Regions from separate parts of the Mus musculus genome. Here region 2 is linked to region 1. The links are chromatin loops, found by intact Hi-C in ENCODE. Cell type or tissue: gastrocnemius. All regions are shown on one strand. Links, peaks and the distances in the headings refer to the core of each region. The heading gives the core; the rest is flanking DNA.

Region 1 (10,397 bases), core at 966-8,965:
TGTTCAGACTGTTCGATGATCTCTATTTCAATTAACTTCAGACACATCCCCTTCTGAAGCAAAAAGTAGACAGCATAGATTTATTTTCCTGTATCAACCAGCCTGACAGATACTCAGGTAAACATAGTCATGGCACCATCTGTACAGTAAGCTGCCTGGAGCTCTTAAGCCAGGCGAGTGGTTGGAGTCAGGTGAAGATAAGGGGGACCTTGATGGTAATTTATAGTTGTTGGGGAAAGGACAGAGCTAGGGAGGTACCCTATTCTTGATGAATGCAGAGACCATTAATGAGGGGAAGTAATCAATATTGATTGATTGTGGAAGGTACAGTAAATCCTGTGATCACACGCCTCCCTTTATCAGTGGTTCTGCAAGAGCGGCTTTTCCTGGGAAGCTTTATAGAAACCTGCTAATTTAAAAAGGCGGGACGGTATATGGACACTGAATACTTTTTTTTTTCAGGAATATTTCATTTAAATAACAATCGTGGCAAATGAAGTCTCCTTTTTGATCAAATTTCACGTTAAGATCATGAACTTAAGTCTTCTCTTCACGGACCAAATTGTTACCCATTCCACCCTACTTCCTTTGAAGATTTTCCATCTCACTAGCGATATCTAAGAGGTTCACGTACTCTGCATCCTGGTCAGCTTTGGATACTATCCATTTTGTTTTTATTTAAGCCATCCAAATAGGTACACAAGGGCATCTTAGTGTGCCTTTAATCAGCATTTCTCTGATGACTAACAGTGTTGAGAACCTTTCCATCTGCCTGTTTGTTAGCACTCTACTTGGTATACGATAAGTGCTCCTACCCAGGATCCACATCATTTCCATCTGCTTCTTCCCCTAGTGCATAATTTCAACAGAGGCTACCTATTTCAAATTTAAAGTAGCAACCACAAGCTTGGAAAATATAGCACTGTGGAGCAAGGGGGGGAAGGAGCTACTTGGGGGGAACTGCTCACATACCATATCATAGAAGTGACCACTGACCTCTGGGAGAAGGAACTGCCTAATTCTAAAAACAATAGCAATAAAAAAAAACTTCAGTGCACACAACATACACACAGCTTCTTAATTAGAATGTTTCATAGTAAAATGTATACCATAGGTAGATAGATTGACTTTTTAAGATGTATATATTTAAACCAGGCAGTAGTGGCACACACCTTTAATCCCAGCACTTGGGAGGGAGAGGCAGGCAGATTTCTGAGTTCGAGGCCAGTCTGGTCTACAAAGTGAGTTCCAGGACAGCCAGGGCTACACAGAGAAACCCTGTCTCAAAAATAAAAAAAAAAAAACAAGCAAGTCACTGAAGAGCTGTCCACGTGCACTTCATTATGACATACATGGCATCTAATCCGTACAAAATGAAATGAGAACTCTTACTATCATTACAACCTTCCCTTGGTGCTCAGTAACGAAGTCTCTGACATTTACTTCCTTTTCACTTTAAACACACACACACACACACACACACACACACACACACACACATCGGATTCTTGAAGCCTAGGATGTGATTGCAAAGTTCCTTTTGCTTTACGAAATTGCCTCGAACACACCAAACAACAGACTATATACAGCACAGGAGAATCGCATGACACTTGAGGCCTACTCTGGCTCCTGGAAAGGAACTCATTGTCTTTTGTCTTCATCTCAGGCTGAATTTAGAAAAGAAGTGAAACTTCTGCTCGTTAGTACTCACCTTGGTGTTCCGAGTCTAAACATGACACTGGTCCATTACTCTTTAAGGTATTTTTAAGGTTCTTTTTATCTATATAACTGTTTGGCCTGCATGTATGTATATGTACCCCACATGTGCCCACAGAGATCAGAAGAGCACAGCATATCCCTTGAAACTGGAACTACAGACAGTTCGTTAACTGCCATGAGGGTGTTGGAAATCTAACCCAGGTCCCCTGGAAGAACAGTAAATGCTGTTAACTACTGAACCATCACTCCAAACTCTGTTCAATCTCTCTTTTCTCTTGATGGCGCTCACCGAACACAAAGCTTCCTTTGGTTCTAAACTCACTTCCTCTTTCTTCCCATTTCCTGTTCACATATTTTAAATGTCCCATATTTATTAGTCTCTGCTTAGACCACCGAGAAACACTATAAAATATTAAAGTCATGTTAACCTATACTCTTGCCTGAGCTACCAACAAATGTCAAAGAAGGGGTGGAGCTGGAGAGAAATTATTGTGGTGCATATTCTGTTAGGGATATAGAGATATGTGCTACACAGGTGATGGATGGACGGGGGGGTGGGGTGGGGGGGGCGTAAAACGGTACTCACTGATCCTCTCCAGCTAATCATTAACTCAAGGAGAAAGAAGGAGTCTTTAACAACAAACATTAGTAGCAGGTGCATTCCTTTCTGTAAATAATTCTGTAAACACTTGTTTATTCCTGATTAGATTTTTGCCTGTGAAAGGGAAAGATTGGAATGTCTTCACTATAATTAATTCTTCAATTACCCATGTTAATGGACAGAGGCAACTGCTCTAAAAATCTCAAACAGCAGTAGATACTCAAGTACTCTTCTCATCGGTCACATGTCTTCCTACAGTCGGTTTTCCTTTTCCACCCACAGCTAGCAAGCAATTGTTTGTGCAGTCAAGAAAATGTTTTCCTGGGGTAATCTCTCCCCCTGCAGGCCAATTGATTATTTCCTGAGAAAAGGCTAGAATGATGCTCCACCTGTGTGCTAATTTACCAAGGGTGCTAAGTACACCCGGAAGGGAAGCTTCACGGAAGGACAATGCCCCTTAGGAGCTAGGATGCACACTCACCTCCTGTTTCCTAGTATTAATGTACCGGAGAAGGCTGATTGAGAGCTGAAATCATCAGGAGAAACTATGTGATTTTAAGTAAACTGCTCTCGGAGTCTCAGCTTACTCGACTGTAAAATGGGACGGTAAAACACAAGGTACAGTGGTTACCCTTGTTAATATCAGCGACCATTACTGCCGATATTAAGGTTGTTGACTATAGTGAAAGCATGGAAATAAGTGATTGTTTCAACCAGGGGATGTGAGTTTGCTGTACTCATGATAAGGAGAAGAAGGGCTGTTGTTTTTAAAAGAAAAGACATTCTAAACTGGGCCTGGTGACACACACCCATAATCGCAGCAACTCTGCAGGCTGACATAGGAGAATATCAAATTTAAGGCCTGCTGGATCTACACCGTGAGTTCAGGGACAGGAAGAATAGTTTAGTGAGACACTGTTGCAACCTAAACGGTGGGAAGCCTAGGGAAGGAAAGGACTGAAGATGCAGTTCAGCTTCTGTGAAAGCCCCAGCCAGTGATCCCCACCATCCCCTAGCCTAGCAGAGAGTGCCTCTTGATGCTTGAAGCTTCCCGCATTTCTGTTTCTTCAGAATCCCTCCCAACCAGAATGGATTCCTTTAAACATGTCCCCAGCGCTGATGCCTCTCTGAGACCCAGGAGCTCCATGTCTTTCCAAGGTGCTTTGGCAAATACCCACTCCCATTCAACCAAACCAGCTTCTCCTACATCAACTATGTGTGACCTCGGTCAAACCAGTGTTCCTCTTCAGCTTCTAGCCCAAGGCCCTAAAAGGTCTCCTTTCGGATGTTCTAACGTCCTGGGAATCTAGCTAGGACATGGGAAGAACACCGTATATGTGGATGCTTGGAGTCTACCTTCCTCTGGCAGCCTCTGAGAATAGCATCTGTAAATCAAACAAACTAACTACTTAGCTACAGACCAGAGTAGGTCTCCTCCCAACCCATTATGCTCAAATGAAAATTTATTGGCTTTAAGCTAATGAAGAAACAGTGAAAGGAAGGCTCAACAGTTAAGAGCACTTACTGCTCTTGCACAGGACCTAGGCTTGTAGGCCTGGTTCCCAACATCAGGTAGCTCACAACTGCCTATAACACCAGTTTTCGGAAATGAGATCTCCTCTTTCGACCTCTGCTGGCACTGGACATGCACGAGCACGCATGCTCTCTCTCTCTCCCTCTCTCTCTCTTTCACACACACACACACACACACACACACACACACACACACTCAAAACATTCACACAAAGTAAATGAACAAATCTTTTTTTAAAAAAGAATTAAAGAAGGGCAGGGCAGTGGTGGCACGGAAGGTGAATTTCTGAGTTCGAGGCCAGCCTGGTCTACAGAGTGAGTTCCAGGACAGCCAGAGATACACAAAGAAACCCTGTCTCGAAAAGAAAAAAAAGCCGGGTAGTGGTGGGGGACTCCTTTAATCTCAGCACTTTGGAGGCAGAGACAGCTGGTTCTCTGGGTTCAAAGCCTCCTGGTCTACAGAGTGAGTTCCAGGACAGCCAATGCTGTACAGAGAAACACACAGGTTTCAAGAAACCCTGTCTCCAAAAAATAAACAAAAATAATGTAAAGAAAATAAAGTAACAGTGTGATGTCTAATATACCAGTGGAATTCCTGAGTTAACTAATTTCTCAACAGTGGGCTGATGGCTGGTGTTTTTCTGTAGACCTAACCAGAGTTGACTTTGCTTGCATGATACATCTTGTCCACTAGGTGGCAGCAACACTCAGTTTTACCAAAGAGCAAGGCCTGGTTTTCTTTTTGTTTTTGTTTGTTGTTGTTGGGTTTTTTGTTTGTTTGTTTGGTTTGGGTTGGGTTGGGTTGGGTTGGGTTAGGTTGCCATTTCCATGATGACCTCTATAACACACCTTCAGGTTTTAAATGTCTACTTTTATTTTCTGAACAGCCAAACATGTTTGGCTCCAATGAAAAGTAGTCACAAATAAATTTCAGATTTCAGAGAGGGGCATCAAGTATAAAGCCAGGCAAGACTGAGACTAACAGCTGGGGATGATCCTTTCATGAATTCGCATAGATGGAAGAGCTGGAGTGGTTTGCCTGATGTAGTTAATGGCTCAAGTCTCTTCCCCTTCAATGCCGGTCTCTTATCCTTAGATAGGGAGACACATCGTTACACATGAAGAGGCTACTCACAAGTAGGCAGTTCTTACACAGGAAGGGACAGTCCACACAGGTAAGTATGTCCCATGCCAGGATGTTTGGTGACATTTCATACCTTGATTTCCTGATAAAGTCTCATACAACACACTCCATATGGATCCTCTCCCCAATAATGGACAGGATGTTCATTTTCAAAATTATAGATTTAAAGAAATAAGAAAGGCACAGTGGGCAGGGGTGTCCAGGTCTGTCCCAGTGTGAAGAGTATCTGATATGAGTTTTTTTTTAATATTTTTTATTATTACATATTTTCCTCATTTACATTTCCAATGCTATCCCAAAAGACCCCCATACCCTCCCCCCCCCACTCCCCTACCCACCCACTCCCACTTTTTGGCCCTGGCGTTCCCCTGTACTGGGGCATATAAAGTTTGTGTGTCCAATGGGCCTCTCTTTGCAGTTATGGCCGACTAGGCCATCTTTTGATACATATGCAGCTAGAGTCAAGAGCTCTGGGATACTGGTTAGTTCATAATGTTGTTGCACCTACAGGGTTGCAGATCTCTTTAGCTCCTTGGGTACTTTCTCTAGCTCCTCCATTGAGGGCCCTGTGCTCCATCCAATAGCTGACTGTGAGCATCTACTTATGTGTTTGCTAGGCCCCGGCCTAGACTGCCATATCCAGGGATCCATCCCATAATTAGCCTCCAAACGATGACACCATAGCATACACTAGCAAGCGTTGGCTGAAAGGACCCTGATATAGCTGATATGAGTTTTAAGGTTCCATGTGTCTGTCTAACCCTGGCTCTCTCCCTTAGGAGAGGAGCGGACAGAGGCTAGCGACTTCTTCAAGCTCTATCCCATTCCATCAGTCACCAACAAAGACACTAGTGAAAAGAGGGTCCTCTAGCAATCACCAGGGACATGCCCCTCAAAATATATATTTTAGAACAGAAACTACTAAGCCCATCCCACCACATGGCTATTAGGCCAGGTTATGTGGCTAATTGAAGCCTATAGAATCAGTATAGCTAAATTAGGGACTGGAGAGAGGGCTCAGTAGTTAACAACACTGGCTAATCTTAAAATGAGAAGGGTTTGGTTCCCAGTGCCCCCATCTGGTGCCTTAAAAAAGCCTAAGACTCCAGGGATAGGGGACTCAACACCCTCATCTGGCGTCTACAGACACCAGGTACACACATGGTACACATCTATACAAGCACTCTCACATACTCATAAACTAGTTTTGGTTTTTGCCGGGCAGTGGTGGTGCACACCTTTAATCCCAGCACTCGGGAGGCAGATGCAGGCAGATTTCTGAGTTCAAGGCCAGCCTGTGTACAGAGTGAGTTCCAGGACAGCCAGGACAGCCAGGGCTATACAGAGAAACCATATATCAAAAAACCATATATATATATATATATATATATATTTGTCTTTAAAGTTTTGGCTCAGACCTTTAATCCCAGCATTTGGGACGCAGACACAGGAAGCTAGCCACATGTGGCTTACAACAGGTCCAGGCCAGCCAAGCAGACATAGTAAGATCCACTCTGAAAAAAGAATTCCTAATCACTGTAGCTAAATTAAATCCAAGTGATGGGTTTAATTGTTTTATTTTTATTTAGTTATTATTTTTATTTTATTATTTATTATTTATTTTATTTATCTTTTCATATTTATCATTTAATTATTTATTTTATTTATTATTTAATTATTTGATTTTTATTTTATTTAATGGACTTTACATTTACAAAATGCCTACACATTTTTATGCAAGGTTTGTTTACACTTTACAAGGCATCTTGGTGGTTTTCTTTCTTTTTTTTTTTTTAAAGATTTATTTATTGGTTATATGTAAGTACACTGTAGCTGTCTTCAGACACTCCAGAAAAGGGAGTCAGATCTCATTACGGATGGTTGTAAGCCACCATGTGGTTGCTGGGATTTGAACTCCGGACCTTCGGAAGAGCAGTCGGGTGCTCTTACCCACTGAGCCATCTCACCAGCCCGGTTTTCTTTTTTTTATCTTATTTGATACTTCAAACATTATGCAGATAGTATGATGAATAGTCAGTCATCATCCCATGAGAACAGAACAAATCGGAGCTAGGAACCACAGTAATGGCTGCCATCCCATCCCCCAAGAGGCAGAGGCAGGATGTTCACGTGAGCCTAAGAGTGTGGAGCCAAACTGAGCAGCACAGGAATACTATGGCTCAAAAACAAAGCAAGACCAAAACAGAGAGAACAAAGGTTCTAGAGTAGACAATTTAAATTTATATCATAGAAAAGATACATTTGAGCTATGTGACTCTGGGCATTTTAATTTTCTTTCCTTTCTCCCTCTTAATTTTTCTTTTATTTAGTAATATCATGAGGGTGAAGTTCGGGGGAGGGATGTATGTGCACGTGTATGCACACTAGCACAGGTGGTGAATGTCATGGCTTCAGCATGGAGGTCAGAGAATCACGTTCTATTATGTCCTTCTACTGCATATTCCAGGCAATGAGCTCATTGTAAGGTTGGCAAGGCAGGCACTTTTACCAATTAAGCTGGTCTAAATTGAATACCTTTCTAAGCCTCAGTTTCCTGCTCCATAAAAATGGGACAAAAAGCATTTAGCCCAAGGTTTGTTATGAGGAGCAAGATGCCATGGGCTAAACTCTCAGACACACCACTTACTACTGAATGATGAATGACGTGTAAGTGATCAAAGATTATACTCAAGGGTACATGGATCCAGACAGAATATTCTTAAAAGGGGGGAGGGAGTGTGCAGTATATGGGCATGAACACATCATTAATCCTAGCACTAAGGCAGGAGGACTGCCATGACTTTGAGTGAGTGCGGAGTACACAGTACCAAGCCAACCAGGGTTACATGGTGAGACTCTCTTTCAGAAGAACCAAACCAAAAAGGCTACAGGAGGGCCGGGTACATTTAGGTACCAGCTGGCATTTGGGACCTAAGCCACCAGTTTATGCAATTGAGGATGGAAGCGAATCTGTAGCATTTGGTTCAGTAAAGCACAATGGCTGCTCACACTCCTCATGTGGCTTTGGTGCACAAACTGTCCACCCTGTTCTGCAGCAGAAGAGGAAGTTACAAAAAGGCCAGAAAAACACTCAGTGTGAGAGGGTAGAGGGTTGGGGAGAAAGAAGTGTGAGCCGAGAACCCTCAAGTTCCTTTCTATGCCTAAAGATAACACCCCCTCTCCGCAATTATCTCATCTCGCCATCCCTGCGGATACACAGATACAATGAACTGATGGAGGGTGATTTGGTTTGAAAGCTCTTCATATGCATCCTCCACTCCCCCACCCTCCTCTTCCCAAGACCATATTCCAAAAACATTATGTCAAATAAAACGGAGGGTAGGGGAGTGGTAAAATTGCCAGGCAAATTCAATAGGCTCACTGTTTTTAATGATAGAAACACCAGAAGAAGGAAAAACAAAACAAAACAAAACAAAACAAAACCAAAACCAAAACCAAAACCATTCCTGCAGTTCATCAACAGTAATCTAAAAGCTGATAACCTATTTGAGCAGATGAAATGCTATTAAGGCACTAAGTGGTAAGTATGTGGACTGGATTAAGTAAAAAATGAAGATTGCAACACAATGTAGATTCAAACATTTCATCTAAATACGGCTGGAATATATGGCCATTGATACAAATAAAAAGAAAACTGTGCGGTAGCTAAACCGTCGTCACACTGATTTGGTTTAGCTACAGTGCATACCATTTTAAAAGCACAATCACCCTGTCTCGAGACAACAACAACGACAACAGCAACAACAAACCCACAATCACCTTTAAGCCTCAAGATAGCCTTTTGACAATTTCTATACTCATAGATCCTTCTTGAACTATAATTTGTATTGCATATTGTAAGTACTGTGGCTTTTAGAAAATGCTAATTTCAAATAAGTGGTCTTGCTGTCTGCTAGCTGTTAGAGGTTGAGCAAATCACTACACTTCAGTTACTTCTCTGGTAAAATGAGGGAGAAGCCAAATCTTAGTGTCTGAGCTGTCAGGAAAACTATACTTTTGGTTTTCCTTCCTTTTGTGCTCCCGGGAACGCCAGCTCAGACCACTGACCACAAAAGTATCCATTAATGGACTTTGAAAAATATGGTGAAAAAAAATGCTGGCGATGTGTGCCTTTAATCCCCACACTTGGGAGGCAGCGTCAAGTGGATCTCTGAGTTCAAGGCCAGCCTGACCTACATGGTGAGTCCTAGGAACAGCCGGGACTATGTAGAGAGATCTTGTCTAAAAAATAAAATAAATAAATAAAGGAAGGAAGGAAGGAAGGAAGGAAGGAAGGAAGGAAGGAAGGAAAAGGAAAGGAAAGGAAAAAGGAAAGGAACGAGAAGAAAAGAGAAGAGAAGAGAGGAGAGGAGAGGAGAGGAGAGGAGAGGAGAGGAGAGGAGAGGAGAGGAGAGGAGAGGAGAGGAGAGGAGAGAAGAGAAGAGAAGAGAAGAGAAGAGAAGAGAAGAGAAGAGAAGAGAAGAGAAGAGAAGAGAAGAGAAGAGAAGAGAAGAGAAGAGAAGAGAAAAGAAAAGAGAAGAGCATTGCAAACTGCACTAGAGAACCGTGTAACTAACCTTCCTGTTATAAGTAACACAACACAAACTCTGTGAAAATGATTCCAGTTTCCGTGAATTTCGGAGACCATGCTCAGTGTGCTCCCTTTCTACCACATCCACAGCCTTGGTAGTGATGTAGGTGAAAGGTAAGGAACGTAACACAAAAGAATTCGGGTCTAGACAGCTGAAGTTGACAGGCTCTACTGTGGTATCTCCAAGGCTGAAGGAAAACTCGAGCCCACATTGTTTTCTTTGAGCCGTCAAGTCACCTAGCCTTCTAGGGATCATGGACAAGCTTTCCTGAAGGAGCTGAAGGAGGATACATTGTTGCCCTTCCTAATCTGACCTTCAGCAAAGCCTGTGCGACTCCCTCTGTGCCAGAAACTGCCAAGGCTGTGGACCTCTGGCTCACATTCTGAACTGCACGCACTCTTTTTTTTTTTTAATTTTTTATTAAGTATTTTCCTCATTTACATTTCCAATGCTATACCAAAAGTCCCCCACTCCCCTACCCACCCACTCCCACTTCTTGGCCCTGGCGTTCCCCTGTACTGGGGCATATAAAGTTTGCAAGTCCAATGGGCCTCTCTTTCCAGTGATGGCTGACTAGGCCATCTTCTGATACATATGCAGCTAGAGTCAAGAGCTCTGGGGTACTGGTTAGTTCATAATGTTGTTCCATCGATAGGGTTGCAGATCTCTTTAGCTCCTTGGATACTTTCTCTAGCTCCTCCATTGGGGGCCCTGTGATCCATCCAATAGTTGACTGTGAGCATCCACTTCTGTGTTTGCTAGGCCCCGGCATAGCCTTACAAGAGACAGCTATATCTGGGTCCTTTCA
Region 2 (10,397 bases), core at 1,209-9,208, 84 kb after region 1:
TATGGAGACTTGATGATATCTCACAAAAGGTTTCTTATTTTACCAATTCGTATTGGACTTCAGTTGTACTGGATGCTTGCAGAGTAAGGTCAAAAGGACACAGGTGACCTCCCTTGCCACATCCTTTGTTACAAGTCTTATTAATATTAAGGGAAATTCAACCATGAGTTTGTTCTTAGAGAAGGCGACACGACTTACAAATACACTTTTCATAAGTAGACTAATACACTATACACTAGATTTACAGTAATACACTATGACTTCATGGATAAATTATTGCATTTCCATGATGCATGCCTTGAAACATCTAACCTACATCAGAGATAGTCTGCCAACATAGGTAATCAATAAGACAGAAACTTTGCTTACAGCTATTGAGATGTACTGACAAGGTTATGGTCTACGTTGGTAGGAAGCAGGTTAAAACAGTGTCATGAGAAAAAAAATCTTGAATGTCCTATACTGAACTGACGTAATAATAATGTAAAGAGGATTTGGAAAAAATTATTGCATTTCCTGAAACTGGAATGTCTCTGTAAATGTCTTGCAACCATACAGAAGAGACTGAAAAAGTGTTATGTGAACATTTAAACCAACTTAGGTCCAACATGGCTTGGCTCTAACTTCCTCAGACAGATACTCTGTCTTTATGCACATGAGTCAGGTACTGATGAAATGCTGGATTTGAATGTCGGGATCCAAAGCTGACTTCTACGGAAATACTGGTCAAACTAAATCTTTCTTATGCACTACTATGGTGCTGTTTAACAATTTAAACTCTGAGACATAGTCTGATCATTTGTGGGCATGTAAATTTCTAATTCTATGATGGATAAGAGATCATTTTTAAAATAAATATTAAAAATGTGTAATTAAAGCCGGGCGTGGTGGTGCACGCCTTTAATCCCAGCACTCGGGAGGCAGAGGCAGGTGGATCTCTGAGTTCGAGGCCAGCCTGGTCTACAAAGTGAGTTCCAGGACAGCCAGGGCTATACAGAGAAACCCTGTCTCGAAAAACCAAAAAAAAAAAAAGTGTAATTAATGTTCTCTTTGATTTAATATCCTTACAATAAACTCTCTTATATGTTCACAAAGACTCACAATGACAAAACAGTACTTTAGCTCACCAAAAGGAACACTGTTCTTTGTACACCAGTAATGCCACATACGTATGTGTGTTGTTATACATATGTGTGTTGTTAAGTGTGATGTATACTCTGAAGACTGAAGACTATAAAAACTTAAAGGTTCTGGGAAGCGTAAGAGATGACTCCGCTGTTCAAAGCACTGGCTGATCTTGAGGACCTGAGTTCAGTTCCCAGCATCCACATAGCAACCTGAAGTCTGTAACTCTAGTTCTTGGGGCAGATCTGATTGGTTTTTGAGGGCACCAAAAAAACTCATGGCACACACACACACACACACACACACACACACACACACACACACACTGTGGATACTTATTCACATGAAACTCTTTTTTTTCAATACAATTTTAAGCTGAAAAAACCCAAAGCCTTTACAGAGACCACCTTTGAGAGCCCAAATAGGACTCTTTCTGTAAGTGACGTGTATTTCTTTCCTCAAGTGAAAATGAATTCCTTTTCAGTAGAGGGCTGGGAAAAGTTAAGAGATGTTACAGAAGGTCAAAGTTAAGTCCATTAAATCCCAGACTCAGATTGAGTTGCCATAGAGATAGGGGAGATAAATAAACCAGTAACCTTAACAAATGTGCTGCACCTCTGCCAGACATATCTGTGACTTACCATTATTTTTACTTAAGTATCTTTTAGTCCAAACATAACGGACTGTGAAGACTCCAAAACCAAACAGAACTAGACCCAAAAGAAATATGAGTTGCTCATTCAAGTAAAGGGCAAGCAAGGGAGGCAAGACTTACCCCCCCTCCAGCAATGTGCTCTCCATTCCCCTTGAAAAATGACTGCAGCATGAAGCTCTAGAGGCAATGACATATGGGGAAAATATGTGCTGCCAAAGCCAGAGGAAAACCATGTCAAGAAAGAAAAACAGACATGAAGTACCTGACCTAATTAGAAGAGACACAAGTACATCTGAAAGAGAGATGAAGGGAAGGGGCACTGAGAAAAGACCATTACTCTGAAAGTAATTTTTGTAGGCTTCTGCAAAGGCCTAGAGATGATGGGCTGATACTGCCCTCCTGTGAGAACATAATTAAGACCCTTCCCCAGGGTACACTGGACCTTTACACATGAAGCATCAGCCCACATCTACAAGAAGCCCCAAAACAAAATACATGTCCTTTGTCATGGGGGTCACCAAGAACACAGGAGAAGAATGACAAACAGGAATCTGAGTGGGTACAAAATACACAAGAAAGACCTATACCGTTGGAATGCCACATTTAAGTATAGGCCAAGACCAAATGGTATTATAGTTCATGGTTATTTACTTACCTTGTGATAAACAGGAATATTTCGTGATGTGTAAAGTAGTTAAAAGCAACAGATTCTCAGCCTTAGAGTACGAGCTTATGTTAAAATGAATAAGCATCATGAAATCTCAAATAAAGTAGTACTTACTCATCCATGTGCCCTCTGGTTCTTGTACATACATCCATATCACCTTGCATGGTTATAACCACTATACATATACATATACATATACACATACACATACACATACACATACACATATACATAAAATTTTGCAGCCTACACTATGATACGTTTTTGCTAGCTATATTCTTTTGCATTACTAAGCAACCATCGAAACTCAACAACTTGAATAATTTCAGTATACAATGCCAAAATTACCTTTTATCCATGTGGCAAATTTTCTGGGCACAGTTTCCTTTTGGTTATAATTACCTTTTTCACGGTAGAGTTAGAGAAAAGAAGACCATCTTCTTCTTTTCTGACTCTTTCAGCTTATTACAACTTACATGATTATTGCTCACTTAGGGATTTGATAATTAGCCGATTTTCTGCAGTCTTATGTTCAATGGATCCTAAGAGCAGCATAAATGTGTACTCTGATAATTAAATATAAAGTTCTTGTCCATAATTCATAATTCTTGGGCTTAACATGAATAATATTTTACTAGAAAATATATCAGAATAAAATCTCAAGCAAGCTTTCTTTATCTCAACAACTTTTCTTTATCCTCCACATGTGGTATGCTGTATTAAAACTAGTTGCATTTTTAAGCTACCCTGTTACAGGGTAGTGAAAGGAAGTGAGGTATATCTGAGAAAGACTGACCCCAAGCAAGCCTTTGTAAGAAGATACTGCTCAGATATTCCTCTTCTTACTCAGGTAGCATCAGTAAGTATCCCTCCCCTATTAGGGTTCACCTGCCAACTTAAGATGAATCTTAAGCACGCCCTTAAAATGAACATGGCTCAGCCCAGAAAAATAAACCAAGTGATCCGCCAGACAGGGTAATCTGAACTTCACACCCAATCTTATCTTCAATTGACACTGAAAAGCCAAGTGCCTACGTGAGCACAGTGTTCTAGTAATGGCAACAGGCCCCCACCCTTTGTGTCAAGAAGACCGCAGGGAAGGTTGGAGGCTGTGGCAAGGCTCTCGCAGCCTGTGCTCTCTGCAAAAGAACAGCAGCAAGTTGGCTGCAGCCTATTATAGCCGAATGGGAACACAGGGTTTGTGGTGCCAAATCTTCTGTATTTCAAGACATGGGAAATGTGGATGTTTAAGAGTGTGAAATCTCTCGATTTTTCAAGGCTGGCAACTCACTAGCATTTTAAAAGAACACCTCTGTGTGCCAGATCCAGCTTACCAGTTTGAGCCCATGGCTCTAGATTCAAGAGTTCTAAACTCTTTTAAGTCTGCGTAATCCATCTGTGCGGACTCGTATGCTGACTACTTGGATTCCAAGAGAGAGAGATCACATCAATATCCATGGCACACATCAAATCATTATGACTACTATCTTTCAGAACTTTATTTGGTGAATATTTAAAAAAACAACCTGCCAAATCAATAATGAAAATAACCATATGGCAGTTACACAAATATTTCCTAAATATGAAAATGTATTCAATCCATTAACAATATTATCATTTCTACAGTACAAATCAGAGTAGTCCTATTTTACCCAGCTCATGTGTCTGCTAACAATTATGTTGTGAGGGCTGGAAAGATGGCTTAGTGGTTAAGGGTGCTAGCTGCTTTTCTAAAGGAGCCAGGTTTGATCAGCACCCACGCGGCAGCTCACAAGAGATTGTAAGTCCAGTTACAGGGAATCTAGTGCCCCCTTCTGGTTTCCTCAGGGACTGTACAGACACATATGCAGACAAAATAAGACACATAAAATAAGTCTTTTGTTTTTTATTTTGTGCTCAACTGTGTTCCAAATAATTTTATAAACTGGAGGCAAGCCAAATAGAATAATATCAATTCCTACAATTATAAACTTTGTGGAAGATGAATGCTGTATCACATCGTTTTAAAATTTCTACCATCCTCCTGAGGAAATTGCAAACTCCATTTTCCTGAATGGTTTAATTTGACCCTAAATAACTTTAAAAATAGGGTGTGAAATACAGAACTTCCATTTTTTTCTCTTTTGGGGGCTTTTGGTCCTAGGCACAGCTGTTGCTCCAACAGTATCACCTACTTGTTCATACCCGCTTATTACAGAGGAAGCAAAAGTTGTAGGCTCAAGAATCAGAGCGTAAGTGGGTAACATTTTACAGAGCAATGTTCAGTCTCCTTACCTGATGAAGAGAAAATTATCTAGGGCTTCCCTACATCAGATCCAAAGTACCTGACTTTTGTCATAACACTCCTGCCTTGGTACACAATGGGGCTCAGTGGATTAAAGGAAAAACATAAGACTCAGCAGTGTAGCCCTGTGTGTTTCTGTAATGATTGATTCAAAAGAATTGAGCAGGTTTACCTAAGTAGAGAAGGTGCCCACAGCAATGGCACCTCCTTGTGTATGAAACTGGCAACCTTGACAAGTACAGTGCTCCCAAGTATCATGTCCCTTGAATAAATACAGAAACCGGGGGACAAAAGGAAGCAGTCATTTCTACATTGTACCTAAAGTAGACCTCTCTTACATGTCTCTAGTTATTTTTACAGATGGATGTCCTGTCTCTCGAGGGGAAATAAGGAAGCCTGGATTATCACAGGGCATAAAGCAGCCCCCCAGTTGAAGGAAGCAGAGGATGTCTAGCCAATGAGTACAGCAGATGAATGTCCAGGCAGTGTGGTTACATGCACCATTATAGCATGGCTTCTTCTAAACTTGAAGGCAAATTAAAAAAAAACAAAAACACATTGGCTCAGGCTATTGTGACCCAGAAGAAACACTCTGGTGTTCCTACCACCAGGTTTGACAGTGGCCTGACACCTTTCACCCAGGACAGGAAGTGTCTTCGGACTTGATGTCCAGTCACCATGAGGAGTCCCCTTCTACTCAGAGCAGTGGTCATCCCACGCAGCTTCTCTGCTCCCCACGACAGCACCTGCCACTTTTTACTTTTATGCTACCAAGTTCAAAGCAAATGAGCTTTTTGCTAGAAAAGGCACTCCCCAGAGAGCTGACAGTCAGGGTAAGCAGTGATACTGGTCGGGCCCATTAAGATAAATCTTCTTCAACTTCTCAAAGAAATAAAACGCATTGTACAATGCTCAAAATTGGAAAATCAGAGATCAGCATAAGAATCCATAGCAATGAATAACTCTCACCTCACACAGGATGTGTTCCAGAAGGACTGGGCACAGCTAAGAACAGCTACCAGTTGCCTAAATTGAAGAAAAAAAATAGCAAAATTACCTTTTAGAAGTAAAGTCATCAATTAAAAAAATTATTTTCCTTTGAAAAGACTCATAGCAACACATTCTCCTTTGTATTTACAACCCGAAGAGCTAACGGAGACCAGCCAAGATGTTCTGCATACTTCTCCAAATGTCTGTTTATCATATAACATTAGCCCTGGCAGTGGATCTGGCTCCCTCATTATCAAGCTGTATTAGCTCAAACTCTCAGCATTGTTAGGGAAGTGAGCTCATGGCCTATTTCAGTTTTAAATTAACATTTGGCAATCACTCTGGTAATCAAAACAAATGATTCAGTCATTTAGAATAGATTTATTAGTTGAACCTTTCTCCCTTTCTCTTTTAGCATCTTTAGAATATTCTGCCACAGGGGGGCTCTGATCCATCCAGAGTGTAGACCACAAGTCACCAGAGTAATAGTTAGCTGTTGCCATGGAAATGAGGTTATCTCCCACCCACAACAGGATTAGGATGCAGGTTAGTTTGCAGGCTCTTCCCTGCATGGATGGAGCTGTGGTACTAGGAAACAGGTGTCCCATGGCTGCTGCTATCCATGACACAAATGCACAACAGTGTCCTCCGAACACACAGGCAACTGCCCCATGAGCCCATACACATCCCCATTTCTACCTTTTATCACTTGTAAAGGGAACCTGGTAAAATGACAGCTCCCCAAAGAGGTCCCTGTTTGGGTTTCGTTTACTTGAGAAAGGATCTCACCATGTGATCCATGCCAGCTTCAAACTGAGGATCCCTGCCTCCACCTCCCCCACTGTTGGCATCACAGGTATGTGTCACCACAATCGGCTGCCAACTGTTTTGTTCCCACACCCGGAACAGGCTGTCAGGGAGTTTCAATGGGAATAGGACAAACATAAACCAAGCTTACAACGAGGCTTGGAATCCCTCCTGTACCTCCACAACCGCTTCCAGGCTGGTTATCAAACAGGCACTGACTACAGATTGAAGTGTGTGTGTGTGCTAGACGGGAGCTGGTGTAGTTCATTTTACACACTAACAGATTCATCTGTTTAGGAAACCTTAACAATGACTTTCTGAGATAAAGACAACTATTCTGAAGTCCAAATGGGCAAACTGTTGGCTAAAAAGGACAGGGTTCTTCAACCTGGGTTCATATGGGGCTCACAGAGACTGAAATAATCAGGGAGCCTGCATGGGTCTGACCTAGGTCCTCTGCATTGATGTTATGGTTGTGTAGCTTGGTGTTCTTGTGGGACTCTCAACAGTGGGAGCAGGGGCTGGCTCTGCCTCTTCTGCATCCTTGAGGGATCCGTTCTGCCTACTCGGTTGCCTTGTCCAGCATTAATAGGAAAGAAAGTGCCGAGTCCTATTGCAACTAAATATACCATGTCTGGTTGATAGCCATGGGAGGCCTGCCATTTTCTGAAGAGAAATGGAGGAAGAATGGATAAGGAAGGCAGAGGGGAGGTGGGGAGAGGGAATGGGAGGAGAGGAGAGAGGGGTAGCTGAGGTTGGGATGTAAAAAAAAATAAAGAAAAGATGTAAATATAAAAAAGTAAGAGATCAAAGTATTTCAGAAATTAAAAAATAAATAACTTTTGAGTCTTCTTTTTGAAGAGGACTTTTTTGGTTTTGGCCACATCAAACTGTGTCAGCGGAAAAAAGAATTGTTTAGAAGCATCCTCAAAGAACTATCTTTTGCTCCCCTTCCCACCAACACAGGAGGAAATATTATCTAATACTACAACATCATTGTTATTGATTTCATGTCACATTTTTGTTCGTGCTAGAGGACTTTAAATGGCTCGTGGCCAACACAAAGCCCTTCTTTCCTATTTCTAGGTAGGTTGCATGGCATACAGATACAAAAGTCTCGCTCTCCCACTCACAGCTGCTCATATGGAACTTGCTGCTCACAGAAGGTGCCACACCCTTTCATGCAGCTGTGAAAGAACACAGCGTGTTACAGCTGGTTTACACACAGGCTGCCAGACTCACACAGGGTGGGGCGAAACACTGGCTCCACCTTACATTAGCTGCCCAACCTCTCCCTCCTGAACTTCCTAATAGTAACCAACCCACAAAGGCAAAGAATCAAATGTACAGGGCATACATAGCTGTTACTCGCAGAATATTAGCTACACAACCACTTCTTACAGCAGACAAGCAGTTAAAATGCTATCAATGTGGATAACTATAAACACTCCCGCAGATAGTTGATACCAAATATATTCATCAGACTCAACCAATTTTAATTTCAAACTTCATCTCCTCACACTCTAGCTTCCAAATACTAGTACATCTTCCCCTTCTAGAAGTGATTATTCCTGGAGACAGATGCAATTTATACTGGGTTCTACTCAGAAGGAATTTGGTTCTCTACTTGAAAAGTCAGGTAGCTTCCCTCCTAAGATCTTGGCTTTACAAACGCCTTCTCTGCCTGCTCACCACCTATACCCTTCTTGCTGGGTAGGAAGAGGCTACCAGTTCGAAGATGCTGAAGACTTCTATTAGCAGACCAGGATCCTGGCTACTCATTTCAGAAGTCCTTGCATCGTATCTAATGTTCTCTGACACCCTCCAGAGGGCAGAAGAGAGAAAGGTTCAAGCTGAGAACTCAAAGCTCACACACTGGGGTCCAACTGAGCCCGAAGGAGCTATTTTCCCTTCCATAATTCAGAGTTTCCTCATCAGTGACCAGGAGAAACTTTACAGTGGGACTTGAACTGCATCTGCATCTTCATTTCACTTTTTTTTCCTGTGCTAGTGTGTTCCACTTAGCATCATTTTGGGTTGTATTGCCTGTGTGCCATTTCCCATATGTAGAATATAACTGTGGCTTTGATCAGACATAATGTATAATATCGTGCCAACAATATTGTGCAAAAACATTTTTTTAAAAACCCAGGAGGACAGCCAAACACTGGGTAAATGTGATAATACCAAAGTAATCTAAAGCAGACTGGAATATTTTAGGGTATATGCTTTCAAATAAATCATGCTAATCTTATCCTATTCTGATAAACTAGTAACTCAAATTAGAAATGTCATTAATGAGCCTGACACATCATTTTAATGATGTTTAAGACAATGGGGTTTAACAAAAGTATTGTGGTCATAGACACTGATGACTCTATCATTACTTTCAGTCAAGCTTCAAGGATCCTCAAGTTGCTAATCAATTTTGTGAATTACGTGGAAAAAAATAAAATAAAATGCAGAGATGATGTCTGTTGAAATGAACTTAAATGACCAGTTGAATCAATCAAAATGGATGATCTCCATGGATTCACTGTCTCAGATGCTTTGGATATGATTGTCATGGCAACCATCCCTTAATCATGTTCTTCAGGAGATTCTCTTCCACCTAAGAAATCAAAAAGGCATGAACCCAAGTATCCCCTTAATTAGAAGTATTTGTGATGGTAACCAGCAGGCTCAAACTTCTCGTTCACCCTCCTGTTATCTATTTCCCTACTTGTGTTAATATGGGAGTCTGAAACAGTGGCATATGTGCCATTCAAAACATACTTTCAATGATGCCATAAAGTGCAATAATAAATACAGCTGAAATGTCTGCTGGCTCCCTCTAGAAAAACTGAAAATAATTTATTAAGAATAAATGATTCGGGCTAGAGAGATGGCTCAGTGGTTAAGAGCACTGACTGTTCTTCCCAAGGTCCTGAGTCCAATTCCCAGCAACCACATGGTGGCTCATGACCATCTGTAATGGGATCTGATGCCCTCTTCTGGTGTGTCTGAAGAGAGCAACAGTGTACTCACATAAAATAAACAAACAAACAAACAAAAGAATAAATGATCCATTTAAGAGATGCCTTATTTCAATAATTTCAACATAAGACCTGCAACATAACCAGTTATTCAGTAAGCATTAATATAATAAGCAAAGCAACTTTTAAAGTATGTTTCAGTCATATAAATGTACCACAGCCCAAGTTTTGTTATTTAAAGAAGATTAGGTATATAGTATATCTGATAACATGCTCTTATACTCTAAAAAATAATTACATACAATTTTCTATATTTATGTATTTATCCATGCCTTTAATCCCAGCACTCGGGAGGCAGAGGCAGGCAGATCTCTATGAGTTTGAGGCTGATGCGATCTGCAGAGCTAGTTTCAGGACAGCCAGGACTATACAAAGAGATCCTGTCTAGAAACCCTGACTACCCAACCCTGCCCCAAAATTTGGAACACTTCATAAATTTGCTAATCATCATTGTGTATGGCCATGTTTATCTCCTCTGTATTGTTCCAATTTTACAACGCATGCCGTTTCACTGAGTATTTGTTTTAGTTTTGGGGTGTGAGGAGGTGTGCTCACTTGTGAGAATACACATGAAAGTCACTCTCTAATCTTTGAGACAGTGACTCTCACTGAACTCAGAGCTCACTAATTGGCTACATAGGCTAGTCAGCATGTCCAGGGACCCTCCTGTCTCCACTCTCCCTAGCACTGGGATTACACACTTGTAACCCTGCCTAGGTTTTTTACATGGGGTCTAGGGATCCGAACTCCAGTCAAGATGCTAGTGTGGCAAGAACTTTATCCACTGAACTATCTCCTTAATCCTTCCACATTTATTTAAGTACTCTTCACAAC

What was found. Peaks named below come from ENCODE experiments on the same cell type or tissue, not always from the same donor. Only the 100,000 strongest peaks of a DNase experiment are listed, where the experiment ranks them.
Region 2: a loop joins it to region 1, with 4 times the contacts of the local background. A loop is called at or near these places in 9 of 42 quality-filtered maps.

The regions. Positions count from the first base shown.
Region 1 is chrX:56,833,709-56,844,105 of GRCm38, reverse strand. No RefSeq gene overlaps it. Among named protein-coding and RNA genes, the nearest start is that of Map7d3, 17 kb to the right of the region's middle. In gastrocnemius, for the core only: a CTCF peak has its summit at 4,539 (motif pointing right); DNase peaks (open chromatin) are centred at 2,671 and 4,538.
Region 2 is chrX:56,749,695-56,760,091 of GRCm38, reverse strand. Fhl1 (four and a half LIM domains 1) reads right to left here. Exons shown (of 7, transcript NM_010211.3): 2 at 5,701-5,757. Gm23258 (a small nuclear RNA gene) reads right to left here and starts at 10,082; the gene lies at 9,977-10,082. In gastrocnemius, for the core only: CTCF peaks have their summits at 4,266 (motif pointing left) and 8,346 (motif pointing right); a DNase peak (open chromatin) is centred at 4,215; H3K4me3 peaks cover 773 bases; H3K27ac peaks cover 1,048 bases.